Linked DNA regions of Homo sapiens: region 2 is linked to region 1. Evidence: chromatin loops called from intact Hi-C (ENCODE). Cell type or tissue: GM12878. All regions are shown on one strand. Each heading gives the region's core, and the rest is flanking DNA. Links, peaks and the distances in the headings are about the cores only. Region 1 has its middle 160 kb from the start of PIK3R1. Region 2 overlaps PIK3R1 (phosphoinositide-3-kinase regulatory subunit 1).

Region 1 (10,231 bases), core at 1,162-9,161:
TGCAGCTGGGTCTCCAGACTTGGTCTCCCTGTTTCAAGATTAAGCCCCTGGAACTTCCAAGAAGACACACAATTAGATACTAGCATACAGTGCGATAAAAGTGAAGGGAATATATAAGGTGAGAAAAGCATGGAATCTATTTTAAGGCTAAGGAAAAAGGCTTCTGCCAGTTGCCTCAATATTATATCTTGAAACCCAAGTGAAAGGAAACAAAAAGTTTAAAATGCATTTTGAATTAAGCTGCCCAGTTATACAATGTAATCACCCCCGTTCTTGCAAGTGGAAGAGGGAAGCAGAAAAGGTCAGAGTGATGTGATGTGAGGAAAATTCGGCCAGCTTTTGCTTGCTTTGAAGATTTGAGAAAGGGGCCACAAGCCAAAGAATGTGAGTGGCGTTGGCCAGGCACGGTGGCTCATGTCTTTAATCCCAGCACTCTGGGAGGCCAAGGTGGGTGGATCATCTGAGGTCAGGAGTTCAAGACCAGCTTGGCCAACATGGCAAAACCCTGTCTCTACTAAAAATACAAAAATTACAAAAAAATACTAAAAATACAGTGTGGTGGTACATGCTTGTAGTCCCAGCTATTCAGGAGGCTGAGGCATGAGAATCACTGGAACCTGGGAGGCAGAGGTTGCAGTGAGCCAAGATTGTGCCACTGCATTCTAGCCTGGGTGACAGAATGAGAATCAGTCTCAAAAAAAAAAAAAAAAAAAAAAAGAAAAGAAAGAAAAAAGAAAAAAAAGAATGTGAGTGGCCTTTACAAGCTGGAAAAGGTGAGAAAATTCTTCCCTGTACCCTCCAGAAAGGAATGCAGCCCTTCTGATGCTATGATTTTAGTCCATTGTAGCCAGTGTCAGACTTCCACAGAATCATAAGATAATAAATTTGGTTTGTTTTAAGCCATTAAGTTTGTAGTAATTTGTTACAGCAGCAATATAAAACTAATACAGTATCTATAAAATCCAGTCAATAATAGTAACGTAGAATGATCACTAAGACAATGCAAGTAACATACATTACTTAATACTTATCAAATACTCAGTATATAGATGCTATTATTTTCAGTCCTCCTCCCAACTTTCCATACCTTCTTCCTTCAAAGTCAAGAATGATGGTACATTGGTGGCCCCACTGCAAATCCTTCTATGAATGAGCCTGCCAGCAGTAACTCTCCCAGAGCCAGTTGACAGCAGGAGAAATAACAATCCTTTCAAATCCATTTGGCCAGGGCTGAATGTCTGGCAGTTTTCTAAAGGGATTTTCATTTTTAAATTAAAGTGATAGATCTACCTGTCTGTATCTTTATGACTGTGGAAGCAAGCTTCTGGCCAAAGAACCAACTTTGCTTTTTCTATGTATTCATTTCTATTTTAATTTGTATATTACAGAACAAGCCATGGGTATCTCAGCTTTAAAGCAATGCCTTGTCTTTAAAACTACATGGGGAGAACAACAGCTCATATCATGGACAAGTTTAATGAAAAGAGATGGAATTTCCAGGAGGGTAGAAAATAGATCCAACAGTTTCTGGGAAACTTCTCTCTTGGCTCTGAGCCTAACCACCAGGCTCAATACCCACTCCCCCTCTTTTTGCAGTTACCCCAATATTACAAGAAATTGCCCAATTCTAAGGACTTTCAAAACTTTAATGCCCAGTCTAGTTCCATGTGCCTTAGGTTTAAAAAAACAAAAGGACAAATCCTTAGAAGAATAACTTGTCTCCCATGAGTAATACAAAAAAAATTGATGTAACATTTATGGTTAAGACTATGTGCATAAAAGTCAGAAAAGCTTTATTTATGTCCTGCACAGCTGTTGTAAGGTACTTGTCTCTCTCTGGTTATTTGGAGATTATCATATAGGCAGTTAACCTTAATGCTATGCTAGCACTCACTTGGGTGCCTCTAATGCCAATTATACCTCACCATTTGCATTTGTTGTCTCTGGCACAGATGATAAAAAGAGAAAGAGAAGTATTGTTGATTGTACATTCAAATTAACACAGCATTCACAGGGACTTGGGTGTGGTGGCAGATGCAAATCAAAAAGTCTGGTTCTTGATGGGTTGGGGATAGAAGTGGAGAGCTGCAGGCTAATCTACGTGGGGGATTTCTTTTTTCTTTTTGGATGGGTCAAATGTTTCAATTCCTTTCATGCTACTGATACATGCAGGTGCATGTTCATGCAAGAGCAGCATTTCAGAGACAGGTGTGATGATTTTTACATTTTATTCCTGGTTTTTTTTTTTTTCAATAAGGAGAAGCAATAAAAAAAGTCTCTCAAGATCATTTGCTTCTTTCCCCCATCAGCAGCCTATTTAGAGGGCTGTCAGAGTCACAAGGGACTCCTCATCTCTAGTCCCAGTCCATGCAATCCTTATTTGCATTTGCACACCGTGTTCCATATCTGGGACCCATAGAGAAGGCAGGAGGGAGCCAACTAGGACGAGTCAGGGAAGTAGATAGCAAAAGTGAGGAAAGACTTTGGAAATGAGCCATACCTGGAAGGTGTATGGGAATGGGATGCAATTGTATAGAAAGAGAAGAGCTTTTGTGATGAGGGCCTAATTATAAACTGGAGGGAGAAGAGGGTGTTTAGCGTGTATTGTCTGAGGGGCAGAGCACATTCATGCTCACTCTGTCCTCCAGGAGACCTAGCCAGAAGAAAAGGACTTCCATGGCAGGAGAATGGGTGGAGTTGAGACATAAAGACTTTCCTGACCATAAGGATTGAGAAAGATTGCTTCAATTCTTTTTCCAGACCATTAATATACTGTGTATTTTAGATGAGCAGTTTTCTTTCCATTCTGTCAGAACGCATTTCAAACTAGATATAGGCAATGAATTGGTCTCTCAATAACCCTTCCAAACTTTTCAGCCAGAGCATGCATTCTATCATGTTTAACTTTTAAAAAGATTATATACATATATTTCTTAACTAAAGGAAAGTAGAACATTTTACCAACACAACACACTGAAATATTTTATTATCTTCATTTTAAGAAAAGGGAAACCAAAACCTTAAAAACTTAAATATTCTTCCTGCTGTCCCCTACTCCAACATGTAAGCAGAATAAAAAAAAATTTGTGCAGGCATAGAATTTTCTATCATTGACTCTAGATTTGAGCTCTGTAAGTGGAGGCAAATATAAAATATAACTTAAATTTTAAAATTACCATACCTAAATCTTTCTTAGTTATAATCACCTCTATATCAAATTATTTTCTTTTGCTAAGAATGAGTAATATTCAAGGCAATCTTACAGCTAACCATTTCCTCTTTTCCAAGACAAATCACAATACCTGAATGGTAAAATCAATATTGTTCATTTCAATCATGTTGCTGATTATGGAGGGATATAAGATAGAGGGATAGGTTCTGAGATGGTGGGAAGGCTGGTAAAACTCGAGGTGTTCAGAAAAATGATGTACCTAGTGTAAGATAATATAAAGGGTTTGTTTTTAAAAGTGGCTGAGCTTCAAAATCAAGTCAGCACTTACTTATTAAGTCCCCATTGTGTATTTTCAGAAAAAAAAAAAAGTATAGCTGCTGCTATTAGAAATCTCAGTCTGTGAAACAACTGAAGGCCAATCCAGGATTCGATTCAGGGGATAGGTTGGAAGAATTGCCTCTTCTTCCTGCTCTGCACTTATAACTACAGTGTTACAACATTATATAGATTTGCCTCCCTGCCATGAAAATCGGAATGCAGTGGCCCTTTGCTTCCAAAACAAATATGAGTTTAGTTTCCCAGCATTTCCCGTCTTTTCCAGGAGCTCGGTTTTGAACAAGATTAAACATGCACACAGCTGAAATCAAGCTGGGTACTATGGAAATGTTGAAAGAGTGGACTTAAATCCTAGCTCCTCAGGACGGTCTAGATTCATTCCACAGCAAATATTCCTCACAGCTGCTGCTCTTCTGGTAAACAGAAGAGAGAAGAAGAAATAAGTTATTATCTGCCTGTTTAAACTGTCCCAAACTGAGAGACTAACACGTAGTACGGGTGACATGCAGCATGAGTTTCTTTTTCTACAGGATTTTGTTTGTTTTGTTTTAGTTTTACCTGACTGGAACTTGCCTTCTGGGGACCTTAAGTTCTAAATGAAGAAAAAATAATTTTATTTATTAAAGATTCAATTTTGCTTCTAAGAGTTTAATCAGAGTCTCTTTCTCCAACTTGAATTCCCCATTCACCAAGATTCCTTGTACTGTTGGTAACTGTCATATAAGAGAACCGTTTTTATATCTAGCAAGACCTCTTTGTCATCTTTAAGGATAAGATTGATTAAGAGAGAAGAGAACCAGGCAATGTGCATTTGGGAACTTATTATTACTCTCAAAGTTCTGGTTGTCTGAACCTCTGAAAGATGACTGATGCCCCGATCTCAGCTCAAAATACACAGAGACATCGTGTTTGGTGGAAGACACCTCAGAGATCTGCTGACTAGCCTCTTCATTTATTATAATTGAGAAAGCTGAGGTAAAGGGAGCATCATATTCTTTCAGCATTTTCCTTAGAGTGATTTAGTTTTGCTTCCCACTATGTGACTTAAATGACTCAAGAAGTCTTGCAAACAGATGTGCGCAGGTAGCAAATCCATGACTAGCATGGCTACCAGCACTGACCACAGAGCAACAGAGAAGGCAAATGAGGTGGTCATCGTTGAATTCAGTTTAGAGGTCAGAATAAGGGCATTCTTATCATAGATTGCTGAAGGAAAATGATATATCCGCAAAGTCACTACTCTACAATAGGTTATTTTTAAGGTCCCATAAAAAAAGCCCATGATTTAGAAACAAGGCTAGATTGCGAAGTACTCTTATTTTAAGAGGTTCCCAGGCATTTGGTGGTGCTCTTGATCCCCACATCCTGGGTTTTGAATGATTTTTCCCAAGCAAAAAATTGGCTTGCCTACATGTGTGAGCCACCATATCTTTTTTTTTTTTTTTTTTTTTTTTTTTGGCCAATAGTCATATCTACTGTTACTGCAGGACCTGAGATTCAAGCACAATAAGAGGCTATACCAGGCTGACAGAGAAGGACAAGAAGTGGTAGTCAACAGAGATCCTGTGGCTGAGCTAGCAGGAAGCCACAGAGCAGCAAAAGAGTGGGGTCTGATCCGGCCTTGCTATTCACTGTATCTTCTACAAACAGCATCTGCCTCTTTTGGGAGCTCTGTAGAAAGGCAGAACTTGCATTTTAACAAGCTCTTCAGGCGATTCTTATGCACATTAAACTTTGAGGAGTAGTGCCTGGTCCCACTCCCAGAGAGTCTGATTTAATAGGTTGGGTTTGTGGCCTGGGCACAAAGACTTCGAAAAGCTCCCCAGGGGATTCTAAAGTGCAGTGGTGGTTGAGAACCACTGCCCTGGAGCTTGAGGTTATGGCCACAAGCACTGGATATGAGAAAGCAATGGGCAAATGAGCTTGACCTGAGTAAGGGCAGCTTATATTCTTGTTCTGTTTTTGATGCAGAAATCTCCATAGGAATTTAGAGAAAGGGCTTCTTCAAAAGAAAATAATGGAGAGAAAGCAAACCCAAGAAGAGCTGGGGAAGCAGACAGGGAAAGGTCTCTGCAAACAACAGTAGCTGGGATTCAATGAATTCATACATGCAAAGAAGTTAGAACAGTGGCTCACACATAATAAAGGCTTTATAAATGTAGGCATGTTGGCTGGGTGCAGTGGCTCATGCCTGTAATCCTAGCACTTTGGGAGGCTGAGGCGGGCAGATTGCCTGAGCTCAGGAGTTCGAGACCAACCTGGGCAACATTGTGAAACCCCATCTCTACTAAAATACAAAAAATTAGCCAGGCTTTGTGGCATGCACCTGTAGTCACAGCTACTTGGGAGAATGAGGAAGGAGAATTGCTTCAACCTGGGAGGCAGAGGTTGCAGTGAGCTGAGATTGTGCCACTGTACTCCAGCCTAGGCGACAGAACAAAACTCCATCTCCAAAAAAAAAAAAAAAAGAAGGCATGTTTTTGTTATTGGTATTCATGGAAGATATGGGCTTGAATAGAGAGATACTAGACAATACTGGTCTTCATTTAGTATCTCCTAGGTGCCCAGCCCTTTATATTCATTATCTCATGTAATCCTCATAAAAGTCCTTTCAAGAGAGTATTATTATACCCATTTAGCAGGTAAGAAAACTGAGACTTACAGAGATGAAACATACTACCCAAGGTCACAGTTCAAACCCAGATCTTCTTGAGTCTAAAGCACCATTTAACTTCAACCAGGAGGAAGGTTATCGTTGTCGTCCCCAAGAATGTGGAGATTACCATGTGGTTGGAGAGTAGAAAATGGAGGGGAAGTAGGAATGATCTTGATAAATCCCAAATGCTATGTGTTTACTAGGTCCTGCTTCCTCCCAGTTCCCAGGCTCTCATCCAGACTGCTGCCCAAAAAGCAGTTATAAATTATTGCCTTTGGAATAAAGCAAAACTCAGTCATGCCAGCAAAGCTCATGGCTCTATTCAAAGGAGACATCTTGCCCCTCCCTGGCTTAGCACATTAAGGCTGCACTCCAGCTAGTAAGCCTCCCCAGCCAATTGCAAAGGAGGGTGGAAAAGTTGAGAATTACAAAGGGGTGAATACTGAGCCCAACACATTTTATTACCAAACTGTTAGAATTAGAAGAGGGTGTATATCAGATGGGCTAAGAAAACACTAGTAAGCACTTGGACTGCGGAACTGCAAAAGGATTTGCAGTAACAAAGTCTGATAAGACGTAGCTAGTATGGATTTGTGAGGGCAGGCCTAGCTTGAAAGAACTCACTGGGTTTGTTTTAGTTTTTTTTTTTTTTTAGAGGAATTACTGTTACAGGAGATAAAAGGAAAAAAAGGCTAGGATTATATTTACCTAAAATGACAAAACATTATTTGATAAGGTTGTACCTTAAAGTCAATTGCACCAGGTAAGAAATTCTGGTAGGGGGCAACTGAGCTTAACGGGAAGATAAAATGCTCCCCAAACAGGAAACAAAAAAAGGGGAAATAAAAGGTAGCATCTTCAGCTGGAAAAAAAAAAATCTACCCGTGAGCCTTCTCCTTCCTAATTCTTCTTTCAATAGCTATTTATGGGATGTCTCTGTTGTGCCAGGCATATCTCAGTGTCATAGGCACTGAGATAATCAGTGAACCAAAGAGACAAAAACCTCTGTCCTCCTGGAGTTTGCATTGTAGTGGGCATACAATAACCTGTGTACCCAATGCTGTTCAATTTGGGGCATGAACCTCTATGTCATAAACGCAACTGTATCCCTGAAATGTTGCCACAGTTCACTTAAGAAGAATCAAATGCAAATAGTTGGACAAACTCTAGAATTATTTGTCAGAAATGTCTCCTACCCCACCAGAGGCTACATGGCAAGTCTTCTTGAATTCCTTCATTTCCAGGTTATAATTAAGGGATACTTAAAAATACAGTTGTCCCTTGGTATCCTTGGGGAATTGGTTCTAGGACCTCCCACAATACCCAAGTCCAGTGATGCTCAAGTCCCTGATATAAAATGGTGTAGTATTTGCATATAACCTATACATTCTCTCCTATACTTTAAATCATCGTTAGATTTCTTATAATACCTAATACATTGTAAATGCTATGTAAATACTTGCTATAATATATTGTTTAGGAAATAAGAACAAGAAAAAAAAAGTCTGTACATGTTCAGTAATGTTTTCATTTTGCATATTTTTGATCTGTGGTGGGTTGAATCCTTGGATGCGGAACCCACAGATAGAAAGGACCTGTGGTATTCAGTCCTTTACATATTGTATTCATGCACCTTTGTCCCATTGGAACTTAAGAGTCCTTGAAGGCAAGAATCATGCCACCTCTTTTGTTTCCTACATCTCTGGGCTTGTGGGAAACAATTCTCTACCCTGCAAATGTCATTGACTCAGTCACCGGTTTCCATAAACTAGAGGAAACCACAGAAATAGTCACAACAACATCTCTAAGCAGATGAAAGATTATTACGATAAGACTATGGTAAACAGCTCTCCATCTTCATGGAGGCCAGAAATGGACAAAATGGATGTGAAGATTGCTCTGTGCCAACAAAGTTCTATAAGGACATCTGTAGATTTTTTTTTTCTACAGATGCTTAAAATGGAGACAATTCTCACGAGCCAAAGGAGGTTTGGGGATGGAGGCTCAGGCTCATAAAACCAGATCACGGTAATAATTTCTCATGCCAATTCAAACTTTTGATAGCTACTTTAAAAAGGTGATGTTAGCACCAGGAATTTGAGTTTATGGCAGATTGTTTGGGAATTAAGCCCTCTAAAGAGGAGACTTCCAGTGAGGCAGGCATGAAGTCTGTCTGGAAGACGGAGCTTTGGCATGACTGAGCCAGACTATGCAGTGGATTAAGCAAGCTTTGATAAACTATGGTGACCCTGAAGCCCTGCTGGCCAATATAGGATGGCAACTGTAATGGGGTTCTGAAACCATCCTTAAAGTTAGTCCTGAGAATATCCAGCCTTCACTTTGGAAAAAAATATCCAAAAGAATGTGGATATGATCCACCATTGCCGTAGAAAAGTAGGCAACAGTACATGGTCTAGCAACTTAAAGCAAACAGATGAGTGCCCCCAAAGACAGAGAGGATTTTCCACCTAGCATTTGTATGGGCTGTGATAGTGGAAGACACGCAAGACTTCAAGTGATGCTGCTCAGCTCTGAGCCAAGTGTCCAAAGGCGTAACTGTCAAATGTGTGCCTTTTCTCTCTCCCCCCATCCCTGCTGAACTCCTTGTCCTGCCAAACACCACACACAGTCAGCCGAGCAGTGGAATTCTTGAGAAACTGACACTTCCTTGTTCAGTACACTCAAGCAGATTTCCTGACCAGTTATGACACTCTGATATCTGTTTGTACCACACTTCAAAACAGCAAGTCTGTCCACAATGATCTTGTCTTTGAAACTGTCCACTTTAAATATTGCCTTATAATTTTACTGTGTCTACTTTTGAAGACTGAAAACCTCCTAAAACAGGGTATGGGAAGTACATTGCAGTTATGATTGGTGCCCTCGCCTAGATTACAAGTGTGGAAGTTACTTCTTGAGGCCTCTCTTCTGGGCATCTCATGTATCATGTCTTCCATATATCAGAGGCAGAAATTGGATCCCGAGTCTTGTAACCCAATGGCTGGTATTCTTTTTGCAATATCATAGTGCTTTCAAAGTTAGCAACATTCTCCTTAAATTCTCTGCTAAATCATAGTGCATTTCTTAGTTATGTCTGTATAAGCTTAACATTCTCCTCCCTATATATCGATTTTTTTTTAAGTCTACATTGGCAAGCCATCTTCTGCCCTAAGCCCTAAGATCCTAGAATCTCATGGCATTTCACCTTCACAGGACTTTCCTTGTGCCATCCTTCCAGGCCAGGAACAACCATCACTCTGGACCTTTCTGTTCCTGAAGTCATGGGATGCCTGGGCTGGTGAGGTCCTCAGACATCATCATGCCAAATGACCCCATTTCACATTGGGTAGAAATCAAGTACAAGGAAATACTCAGTTGCACAGGGCCCATGACTCACAACTTACATCCTTTCTACTTTACCAGGCTGTCTTTTACAACTCCAGTCTCAACTTGAAATTACCCTGAGTACATTCTCTGTGCTCTATTCTCTGATTGCCATGATAGAGGTAAAGTACCCAGAGAAAAATTACCCAGAGAAAAATTCTAACTGGTACATTTCCTCAATAATATATTGTCACTCTGAAATGACAATGTTTTAACCCAGTAAAATGTGCTACTGCACAGATGAATAGTGTGATTAATGAGTGGTAGGAATTCTGGGTCCTGAGGCAGATGGAAGAGAGTCTACAGATTGAGTGGCTCTTTTCAATCCTTGGTTCACACCCTTTGGACTTGCAGAGGATTGATAGAGGCCCCCTAAACCAGAGGTTTCCGTGTTACTTCTTCCTAAATGTAGAGAAGGCATGATGTGCTGGGAAAGGGTAGTGACCCCAGGAATCTCAACTTCTCTTTTGCCAAACATTTGCTGTAGACTTTAGACATGTCTCTTAATTTCTCTGGGACTACATCACTGGACTTCTATAATGAACTTCTATAATGAACTAGTGTTCATTATAGAAGTCCAATGTTGCCAGATCTTCTCATATTTTTTTCCCAAGAAAAATCCCCCAATTCAACGTGAACAGTGTTGATTTTTAATGTTGGCAATTCAAATTTCAACAACAACA
Region 2 (10,231 bases), core at 768-8,767, 76 kb before region 1:
TTGGTTTAATTTAAAGCCACAACCACATACAACACAAAGAGAAAAAGAAATGCAAAAATCTCTGCGTGCAGGGACAAAGAGGCCTTTAACCATGGTGCTTGTTAATGCTTTCTGAAGCTTTACCAGCTGAAAGTTGGGACTCTGGAGAGCGGAGGAGAGAGAGGCAGAAGAACCCTGGCCTGAGAAGGTTTGGTCCAGCCTGGTTTAGCCTGGATGTTGCTGTGCACGGTGGACCCAGACACATCGCACTGTGGATTATTTCATTTTGTAACAAATGAACGATATGTAGCAGAAAGGCACGTCCACTCACAAGGGACGCTTTGGGAGAATGTCAGTTCATGTATGTTCAGAAGAAATTCTGTCATAGAAAGTGCCAGAAAGTGTTTAACTTGTCAAAAAACAAAAACCCAGCAACAGAAAAATGGAGTTTGGAAAACAGGACTTAAAATGACATTCAGTATATAAAATATGTACATAATATTGGATGACTAACTATCAAATAGATGGATTTGTATCAATACCAAATAGCTTCTGTTTTGTTTTGCTGAAGGCTAAATTCACAGCGCTATGCAATTCTTAATTTTCATTAAGTTGTTATTTCAGTTTTAAATGTACCTTCAGAATAAGCTTCCCCACCCCAGTTTTTGTTGCTTGAAAATATTGTTGTCCCGGATTTTTGTTAATATTCATTTTTGTTATCCTTTTTTAAAAGTAAATGTACAGGATGCCAGTAAAAAAAAAAAATGGCTTCAGAATTAAAACTATGAAATATTTTACAGTTTTTCTTGTACAGAGTACTTGGCTGTTAGCCCAAGGTTAAAAAGTTCATAACAGATTTTTTTTGGACTGTTTTGTTGGGCAGTGCCTGATAAGCTTCAAAGCTGCTTTATTCAATAAAAAAAAGAAATGAAAAAGATATATGAATATGACAAAGTATTGCTGAGTCCAACAATGTTGTTTTAAGACTCTTAAAATACGGTACCTGGCAATGTTTATTTCATAAAGAATTGTGAACTTCTTGAATCTAGGGAGGGGGAATGTAGTGAAGGGATGTATCAAGTGGGGTGGTGGGAGGGGGAGGCAAGGTTATATGCACTTTCTCATGATTTACAGAGAAGTGAATAACTGCAAAGTGAAGTTGCTTCTTCTACTTCAGTCTTCTCTCACTTTGATTTGCTAGTTGTTATCAATTAATGACAATTACAAACCTACTGTATCTCTAATACAGTGTGACTGGTCAGGTATTTCAGTTCTTAGGAAGGAAGTGCCAAGTTTGTTTTTGGGTTCCTGGAACAGCGCTCACCTTTGTTTAGAACACTGGTTTAAAGGGATAATCATCTCTGTCACATTAGACTATCCATCATGACCAGCAAATACTCATTTTAGGAAAAAAAAAAGCATGATCTGAAAAATACTTTTGGTGGTATGTTGGTTACCCTCCTAGCTTTCCATTTGGTTTAGAACATAAAGCAAATAGACACAGTCATACTGTCACTGCTCTGGACTGTGTGGAGCTCGCTAAAGTCATGGTCATTGCAGGAATCCAAGTGGCAGTCCTTCTCATTCATTCTAATCATTGTATGTGCTTCACTACGGGGGGGAGAAGGAAACGTTAGCATCATGTTTCCCATTTAGGGCAGGAGTGAGAGGTCTCTCTTCCTGATTTAGATATGCAAAAGCTGGTATGTTCAGTAGGAACTGTACATGTGTTGGGAGGCATAAAGACTAATTAGCAACCATAATATGGTCACTACCCTAATAGACTAAATGAAATCTTGCAATTTCAAATTACTCTTTCTCCATATTAGATTTACCCACAGCTATATTTCTGTTTAAGTACTAGGGTGAGGGTTTTCTGTTACTTTGTTTTTTAATGTTGTTCCTTTTGAAAGAATCAGTCTTGCAGCTGAGTGAAAAATCTGTGGAATGTATTATTTGTCCTCTTTACATGAAACTACTCATACTTAAGCAAAAGTCAGTCTTATAGCAAGACTGTTAGCCCTCAAACTTGACTCTACTGATCTGACCATTTCCCTCTCATCGCCAGACAACTGACGATTTCCCTGGTTTTAGTCTGCGTCTCTGCTTTAAAGTTATTGTGATATCCTTCTAGATCATACACAAGTCTAACAGTTAATTAGTTAACAGTTTTTAAACTAGGTTTGTGGGTATTTTTTTGGTAGCACATGTATGCTATTACATACAAATTTTTATTTCTAAAATATAAGATCTGAGATTGAATATTTTCATTAAAAGCTACAGTTTTGTGAATCTTTGTGCTTCAACATTCTTTGCAAGATGATACGGTATTTAGGCATTTGCCTTATTTTTGCATCTCACAAACATAAGTGCAATAGATCTTTTCATTGAACAGCAAAGTAGGATTCATCATTCCATATGACTTGAGTTACACCAGACCTGTTCTGCCCAATGCCTTTTTGATTACAGTGTAGCTTGCCCACCGCATTTGTCGTTTTAGATACTTTGCTAGCCGGCCACTTTGGATTTCATCAGACAGTCCTAACAATATTGTCTGAACGGCTGAATATGAATAGATACAGCAGAGGCACTCCTGATATATGATTTTTATCCATGCGTCAGTTTTTCCCACCCAGTGTAGCATCCTAAAGATAAAGCCAGAAGCTAAGCTGCAGTGAGGCTGTGATTGGGCGTAGAAGTGGGAGCATTGGGACCTCACATTACACACACGAGAGATCATAACCATGTGAAAAGGCAAAAAGCATGTGTTTGCAACATCTGATAACTTCATGGCCTTTGATAAATGTATATATGTATATGTGCATGGACTGTGTTTCCAGTACACCTTTCAGCCAAAACAGATCCACAGTAGTTGTTGAGTTCAAGTACATAAAGTACATAACAAGCGAACGTCTAGTACAATTCTTACTTATGTGTATGGGATTTTTCCCTTTGAGGTTGCTTTGTTTTGTCTTACAAAGGTGAAAATTGTTTGTAAGTGAAGTGAGAAGTTCATATTTCTTTGGCTTTTTTGTGTTTTTAAAAGTTACTCCTTTTAGGGAGCTGGTCTGATGACTTGCTTAGCTTGGAAATCCTTGTTTTCAGTGTGTCGAGTCAAAATGTGTTTATGTGAGCTGTCACTGTGGGGAACCAATTGCTTTGTCATATAGCTGGTTATGAACTAGTAACATGTTTGGGAAGTCCTACTGATGTTCCTTTGGAAGAAAAAATCTGCTGGTTTTAACAACTGTGCTTTTGCTATGTATGGTATCCAAGTTAGTTGAAACGCAGACACTGAGATCTGTTTGAGTTTAGGGTCATTTTTAGAAAGGGGCAGTTTAAAGCACAATGTCTCACATGGGACAAAGTTCCAAAATGCCAAATTCTTATTTTTTAAAAAGCTAGTTCTATAAAATACTGGTATTATGGGTGGGGAGGAAATAGAATTGAGTCAATTGGAAAGACTATCCAACTTAACATGAAACTTGTCACCATGAGATAGCATTAGCTGCCCAGGATGCTGCTATATATATATATATATATATATATGTGTGTGTGTGTGTGTGTGTGTGTGTATATATATATATATATATATATATATATATATATATATATGTGTGTGTATATATATATATATGTGTATATATATATGTATATACATATATGTATATATATGCACATATATATATGTATTTAAAAAAATCAAAACAAAAAAAAACTCATTTATACCTGTGTATTTTTTAAAGCTACAATCTGTTCAATGTTTTTAAAAATCTGTTTATATGACATTGTTAAAATAAAGTTGGTCTTTTGACGAGAGGGAGGATGTCACGGTCAGTTGTAACTTTGCCTTCACAAGGCAACTGGGGTGGGGGGTGGGGGTAGTGTGCCTCCTTGACATTTCGTTCAAGTTATAGATTCAATGGAGCTATGTCTTGTTTTAAGTTGCTTTAATGCATTGTATTAGATCTTCAAACAGAATAAAGGTTGTTTTGAAACTGAAGTTTTGGGTTGAAATTTCACTTATCACCTAAGAAATCTTTCTAAAACAGCTACCTTTTGGCTTATAAATGTTGCTGCTATTTCTGTTGTCTCCCACCCACTCCCTTTTGATTGTTATCACAGTATCTCATTTTTGTAAAGTTGAGAAGGACATTGAGTGGTCACATGTAAGTAATACATATGAGCTGTCTTTCATAATTTCACTGTTTTTTGAGACGGAGTCGGAGTCTCACTCTGTTGCCCAGGCTGGAGTGCAGTGGCGCTATCTCGGCTCACTGCAAGCTCCACCTCCTGGGTTTACGCCATTCTCCTGCCTCAGCCTCCCGAGCAGCTGGGTCTACAGGCGCCCGCCACCATGTCCGGCTAATTTTTTGTATTTTTAGTAGAGACGGGGTTTCACCGTGTTAGCCAGGATGGTCTCGATCTCCTGACCTCGTGATCCACTCGCCTCGGCCTCTCAAAGTGCTGGGATTACAGGCGTGAGCCACCGCGCCCGGCCAATTTCACCATCTTAAATGAGGAAATACACCTAGGTAATGTCCCTTCAAGGCACGTTCTCGCTATAGGAAAACTAGAATGCCCATCATCCTTCAATTCTCGCCTCCTCCGCATTCATACCCAAACCTTGAGAATCATCCTCTAAGAACGAAGTGTCCAGTTTTGTCTCTGTTGTGCAGTCTGCATATTTTGAACACTCACAGTGCAGGGATGACATGGGACTGTAGACAGGGAGCTAAGTTACACCTCAAATGCAGATTTTACATTGTATCACCTAGTCAAGATACACAAGTCTTACTGTAGGATAACTTTCCCATTTGTTTTGATTGCTAAGTGGACTTAAGGCAATACCACTTTGCATGTATATGGTGTTTACATGTAGACACAGTGAGGGTCTAGACCTGAAAGACATAGTCTAGTAGTAGAGGGGAGAGGGACGTACAAATAATTACTCTCAGGGCAACAATGACTAATATTTTTTGAGTATGGCAGTAGCTCCCAGACTGATGTTCTGCTTTCCCCCTGCTCTGTTTGGTATCACAGAGAACTATATTCGCTGGAGCGCTTGTCCTGGGGCTTCTAGGTGTCTCTTCCCTGGCTCTAGCTCCTGCCAGATAGACCCTCATTTTCAGGTCTGAGCAAACCCCCTCTGCTCTAGCTCTCAGGAGAAGGCTCTGGAAACATTACCTACTCCCATTTTTTACTCCAGCCCAAGAAGTGGTTGCAGCTTTATGCTGTTGCTAAACGTCTGGTTTCCCTCACCACCCCCATTTGGTTTCTGAACCCTTCCCTCACTCAAGTAATTATCATTCAATTATTCCAGTAAGAGCTAGGGTAATTCCCCCCCCACATACACACACTGGTCTCTGACATATCAAGTGATTATTATCTGTTAAACTCTTTGTTTTACTCTTTCCACAATTACCTGGGTAAGATGATTATATTCCCATTCTTTAGATGAGAAAACAAGCATAGATGTGAGATGACTTGCTCAAGATCATGCAGCATCTGAGAACAGAGTTGAACGCATAGGCTTCTCAAGCCAGAGCTCTTTGCCCCTATGCTGTAATGTAATAGACTTTCAATGGAAAATGCACAAGAGAATGCAAAAAAAAAAAAAAAAAAAGGCTCACTGGTAACTTTTTGCTGGGGAGGTAACCATGTGGCTTTCAATTAGTAGACAGTGCACAGGTGGTCAATGATGAATCACAGGAAATAGCCTGGGCTTGCTTTAAACCAGTGGTTCCCAAAGTGTGGTTCCCAGACTAACAGCATTCACATCAGCATCACTTGGAAACCTGTTAGAAGTACAAATTCACAGGCCCTACCCCTGACCTACTAACTCTGACACTGGAGCCCAGCAATCTGTTTCAACAAGCTGAGTGATTTTAATGTATACTAAAGTTTGAAGATCACGACTTTAGATCACCTGCTTACTGAAATAGTACTTCTAGCATTTTAACTAAAAACCATTACCATTAATGAGTGATATGTTACTTTCTAATTTATTTTCATAATGTAGGCCATAGGAAAAAGAAAACAGATTGATTTGCAGTTTAGGAGGCCCAGTCTGCTCTTTTTATCTGTCTTTAACCAGCTGTGGGAAGTGGGCCAATTCAAGGCACCTTCCAGGCCTCCAACTCCTTATCTGTGAGATAAAGGTATGGGCCTCTGGGACTCCTTCTAGAGCATATGCTGTGATTAAGTGAGCTGAATGAAGATTCCCAGTCCCCCAATTCTCCATTTACAACTTGACCACCAATTTTAACCCACAACTAATGGTCCTTTATGTTGCCAGTGACTATGGCCAAGTGAAAGCATGCCTCGAATTGGGGTATACTTTTCTTGCTGACATCTTAAAAGTGACACTTGAGGCGAATCTAAACTGGCAGCCAAGTTCTTGACAGTGTGGAGAGAGTGTATTTGGAAATGACACTCTGCCCATCTACCTAAAGCGTGAAGTGCTAAGAGAATTTGGCCTACCAAACCCTCTGGGGCATGGTGGGAGGCAGGAAAGTAGAGTCTGTTAAGACCTGATACAATGTCAGTCAATTTCAAAAACCCTTTTTTTTCCCCCGAACTTGTCCCTTAAAAGGTCTATTTAAAAATAAAAATCAGTTGCAATATCTTAAAGAGACAGAATTGATTATTCACTCTCCAAACTTCAGATTATCTTCTCAAAAGATAGCACTTTGTAACCTCCAGTTTGGTATTGCTGTCATAAATCAACTCAACAGAAAACCGCTGAGATGCTTTGGGGGAGGGAGGGTGTGGAGGATAAATGAGTAATCACCAACATGCTAATCTGCATTTTGCTTTCCAGAAGGAAAAGAGAAATTCCCTTCTCTCTGTAGCACTCAATCATAAGAGTCTGAAGCATCACCTCAGGCTTAACTTGTTAAATAAAATATTCTAAATCTATACCTGTCTTGACAGGTGTAAAGGTTTGGCCTATAATATGAGAACAGGACAGTCAACCTCTAACTACCACCACTAATCACATTAGGAAGAAAGTTACAAGGGAGGTCTATTCATCACCAAGACTGCTCATTAGAATTATAGTTTTGACTGTGAAATATACCATACGTTGTAAGACTAACTCGCTGGAACCAATTTATTTATGGAGCTCTCATTTCAGAACTCAGTGATTTATAGTCCAAACCCTCACAAATCAAAAAATATAGATAACTTCATCACAATGGAGATGATGTGCTAGTCACTTTATGTCATATTTACTGTCCTCTAACAGAGGCCCAGTGCCATGTTTAAAACTATTTAAAATAGTTTTGTTGACAGTGGTGATGATCTGTTTCTTTGGACCTGCGAGGATAAGACATCCAACGAGATGTCTAACGTACTGATTCATTCAAAGCTTTATTGAGCACCTACTATTTGCTGGACACTATTTCCCTCTGAAGGTCCAGTGATAAGACAGGTGAAATCAAAGATTACAGTCTGCTGGTGAAAGCAAACTCAAACAACTGCCCTCTATCATGAGATACAGAGAGGAATGAACACTAAGTCTCAAGCAGGCCTGCATGAGCAGCTAGGCCAAGCTTCAGAGAAGAGTTGACATTTCAAATGTTTCCTACTCTAGTAAAACAGGCCCATGTACTCCTGGTGGTTGCTCCTCCCACCAGCCTTCATGGAAGCTGGTTCTATTGAGGCTAGACCATTGTACTTCTTTAATATAATCACTTTTCAGGTGACATGTTTGGTTTTTCAATACTGTCAAAGGCATTATCTCCATTATAAGTTCTCTAGAGTTCAATGTTCCCATCTGCAGTTCCCATGCTGCAGGTGGTTCAGACAGCTGACATCACACACCTCAGCTTCAGGCAAGCCACTTTTCTCCCTGTCCAGGGACAGATGCCAGGGCCTCACTTGGCTCTTTGCCTTGGCACATTAGACGTGATCTGCATGCAACTGTACCTTTTCCTTTTATTTTAGATGAGAAATTCTCAACCCTAGCTGAACATTAGGATCACCTGGGTATCCATTTAATAGAAAACCTGACTTATTGGAGTCTCTAGGGGTGAGCATTAAATAAGATGTACAGAATGCACCTGCAACATGGCTGGCACTTAATAAATGGAAGGCAATAAATATAGTTGTTAGTCAGTCTTGCCTATCAAGATTAGATTCCCCAAAACTATCGCTTTCGATTTCCTGTCGTTTTTAGGATAGGGCTGGCTGGACACATGGTAAATCACCCAAAATCTGTAACTTTTAAGATATTTTATATAAGATATTTATATTTATTCATATCTGTACCTACTTTCAGGAAGTATTTACCTTTTATTGGCTCTTAGGCACACAGCATTGATTTACTCATCCAATGGACTAAAAATCACCAATTTATGTGTGGCTGGCTCTTCTATTATTCTGAAATATTGTATAACATTAAATACATTGAATGTATTTATAACATTAAATACATTCAATGTATTTATAACATTAAATACATTGTATACATTAATATACACTGTATAACATTAAATATAAGTATGACAAAAAAGCCATGAAATAGACACAAAACAAGTAGTGAAGGAAGAAAGGAAGGGAGATGTTATTGAAAATAAAAACCAATTGTCTCTAAGTTTCAATAATTGAAAGAAAACAAAGCTTCCTATTAGCCAGGCAAAAAAAAAAAAGGGGTGCACAATGCTTTCATAGTTCCAGTGCTCTGGGAGAAGGAACTTGTCAGTTCAGTGTGAACTAAACGATCCTCTGGCCCTGACACTTGAGAGGAATCTGTCAAAGGGATCTCTGTAAGTGGTAGTGCCTCTTACACAATGTTCGATTAGAAATGGTTCTTCAGATATATTCTCCATATGGTGCTTTCTTATTTAGTCTGTGGCAGAAGCAGAATATTGTTCTAGAAAGGAGGTTCTGTGATGTTGGCTCCAGAACTCTGCTCGAGGTGCATCTTGCCTGTTTCCTAGCACTGTTTGGGCTGCACCCACTTCAGCATGCCGGAGAAAGCTGCCCTGCAAGTTCTACAGAAGGAAAGGCCAACAAAATCAGGGCCGCTGCTTATTTGCTAGACTGTTCCAGGCCAGCAGTTCGGTGGTGAATCTTCGGGAAGTCTTTGTGACATCTCAGGCAGTGCCAAGTCTCAAAGCTGTGGGGGACTAGACACTCCACTCTTTTATCCAGACATCAGCTTTGTCTGGTCTAGAGCCCAACTTCATGCAGCACTGTGTTTCATTCATCATTTTCCCCATAGAAGATCCTAGTTCTAGTTCATTTTACTACCTTTAAAATTTTATCTCTCAAAGATACATTCCAATGATACATTTTAATAACACCCCGTAAAACTGGAAGTTCAAGTTTTCTGGCTTTTTCCCCAAGGAGAAGGGTTGTCATCAATATATGGAACTTTTGAGGAATTTCTGCAAAAGTCTGTAATCACAGTAGAATGAAGGAAATTTTAACCAGCCTACAATACATAAGGGAAATTGTCTCTGGCGAGTGGCTGTAAATCCTTAGCAGAACTGCACAGTGTATTCTCCCACATCTCCCTAGTTTAGAGAAATTGAGGCTAGAACTAAGGGTGAGGCAGTAAGGGTGCATCGGAAAACCTTCAATCATTAGCTCTTCCGCATGTCACTGAACACAGAGTTGGGAGGAGGTGCACAGTAGCACACCAGTATATAGTATTGCCATCATCCAGATGCAATCAATGAAAAGTAATCTCAAGAGTATTGATAATAAAGTAAAACAATTAGGAAGTGATGAGTTTTTAGTATTTGATTGTAAGTTTATGGTTTTTTAATGATGCCTGTAATTATAATTTGTGTGATATTAAGCTTGTATCATTTAATGTTTAATAAAAGCTGTGTATAACAGCCAGCTCACAAAATGCCCGAAAAGTGTAGCCATCAGCTCTCAGGGTTTGGTTTGAATTGGCTCCAGCACACCCTGGCAGTTAGAAGGGGCAAAATCTTAAGTTTAAGGATGCTTTGGGAAATGCATTGGATGCCAGTGTACACCAATTGGCTGTGATCTCACATCCGGCTTCTGCTTGGAAAGATGGTTGCTAAGAAAAACAGAAGTAGCCCCATACCAGGTTCCTAACAAAATCAGTTAGGAGGAGCAGACTATGTCCTGGCATTTAGGTCTATCACAGTAAACACACAAAAAAATTTAGTGCAAGTTCTCCCTTATCCCCTTCACAGAAAAATTGTTTCCTATCTAGTCTAGAAAAATCAAACCTTTTAGAGTTTAAATATTTTAAAATTAAAAACTT

The links. A loop is a pair of places that touch in the nucleus more often than their neighbours do. Peaks named below come from ENCODE experiments on the same cell type or tissue, not always from the same donor. Only the 100,000 strongest peaks of a DNase experiment are listed, where the experiment ranks them.
Region 2: a loop joins it to region 1, with 2.3 times the contacts of the local background. A loop is called at or near these places in 4 of 110 quality-filtered maps.

Annotation. Positions count from the first base shown.
Region 1 is chr5:68,373,316-68,383,546 of GRCh38, forward strand. No RefSeq gene overlaps it. Among named protein-coding and RNA genes, the nearest start is that of PIK3R1, 160 kb to the left of the region's middle. In GM12878, for the core only: no CTCF peak of the experiment used is centred there; DNase peaks (open chromatin) are centred at 4,626, 5,176 and 5,246; H3K27ac peaks cover 258 bases; H3K27me3 peaks cover 278 bases.
Region 2 is chr5:68,297,840-68,308,070 of GRCh38, forward strand. It overlaps PIK3R1 (phosphoinositide-3-kinase regulatory subunit 1), which reads left to right. Exons shown (of 16, transcript NM_181523.3): 16 at 1-3,982. Among named protein-coding and RNA genes, the nearest start is that of PIK3R1, 87 kb to the left of the region's middle. In GM12878, for the core only: no CTCF peak of the experiment used is centred there; a DNase peak (open chromatin) is centred at 5,728; H3K27ac peaks cover 424 bases.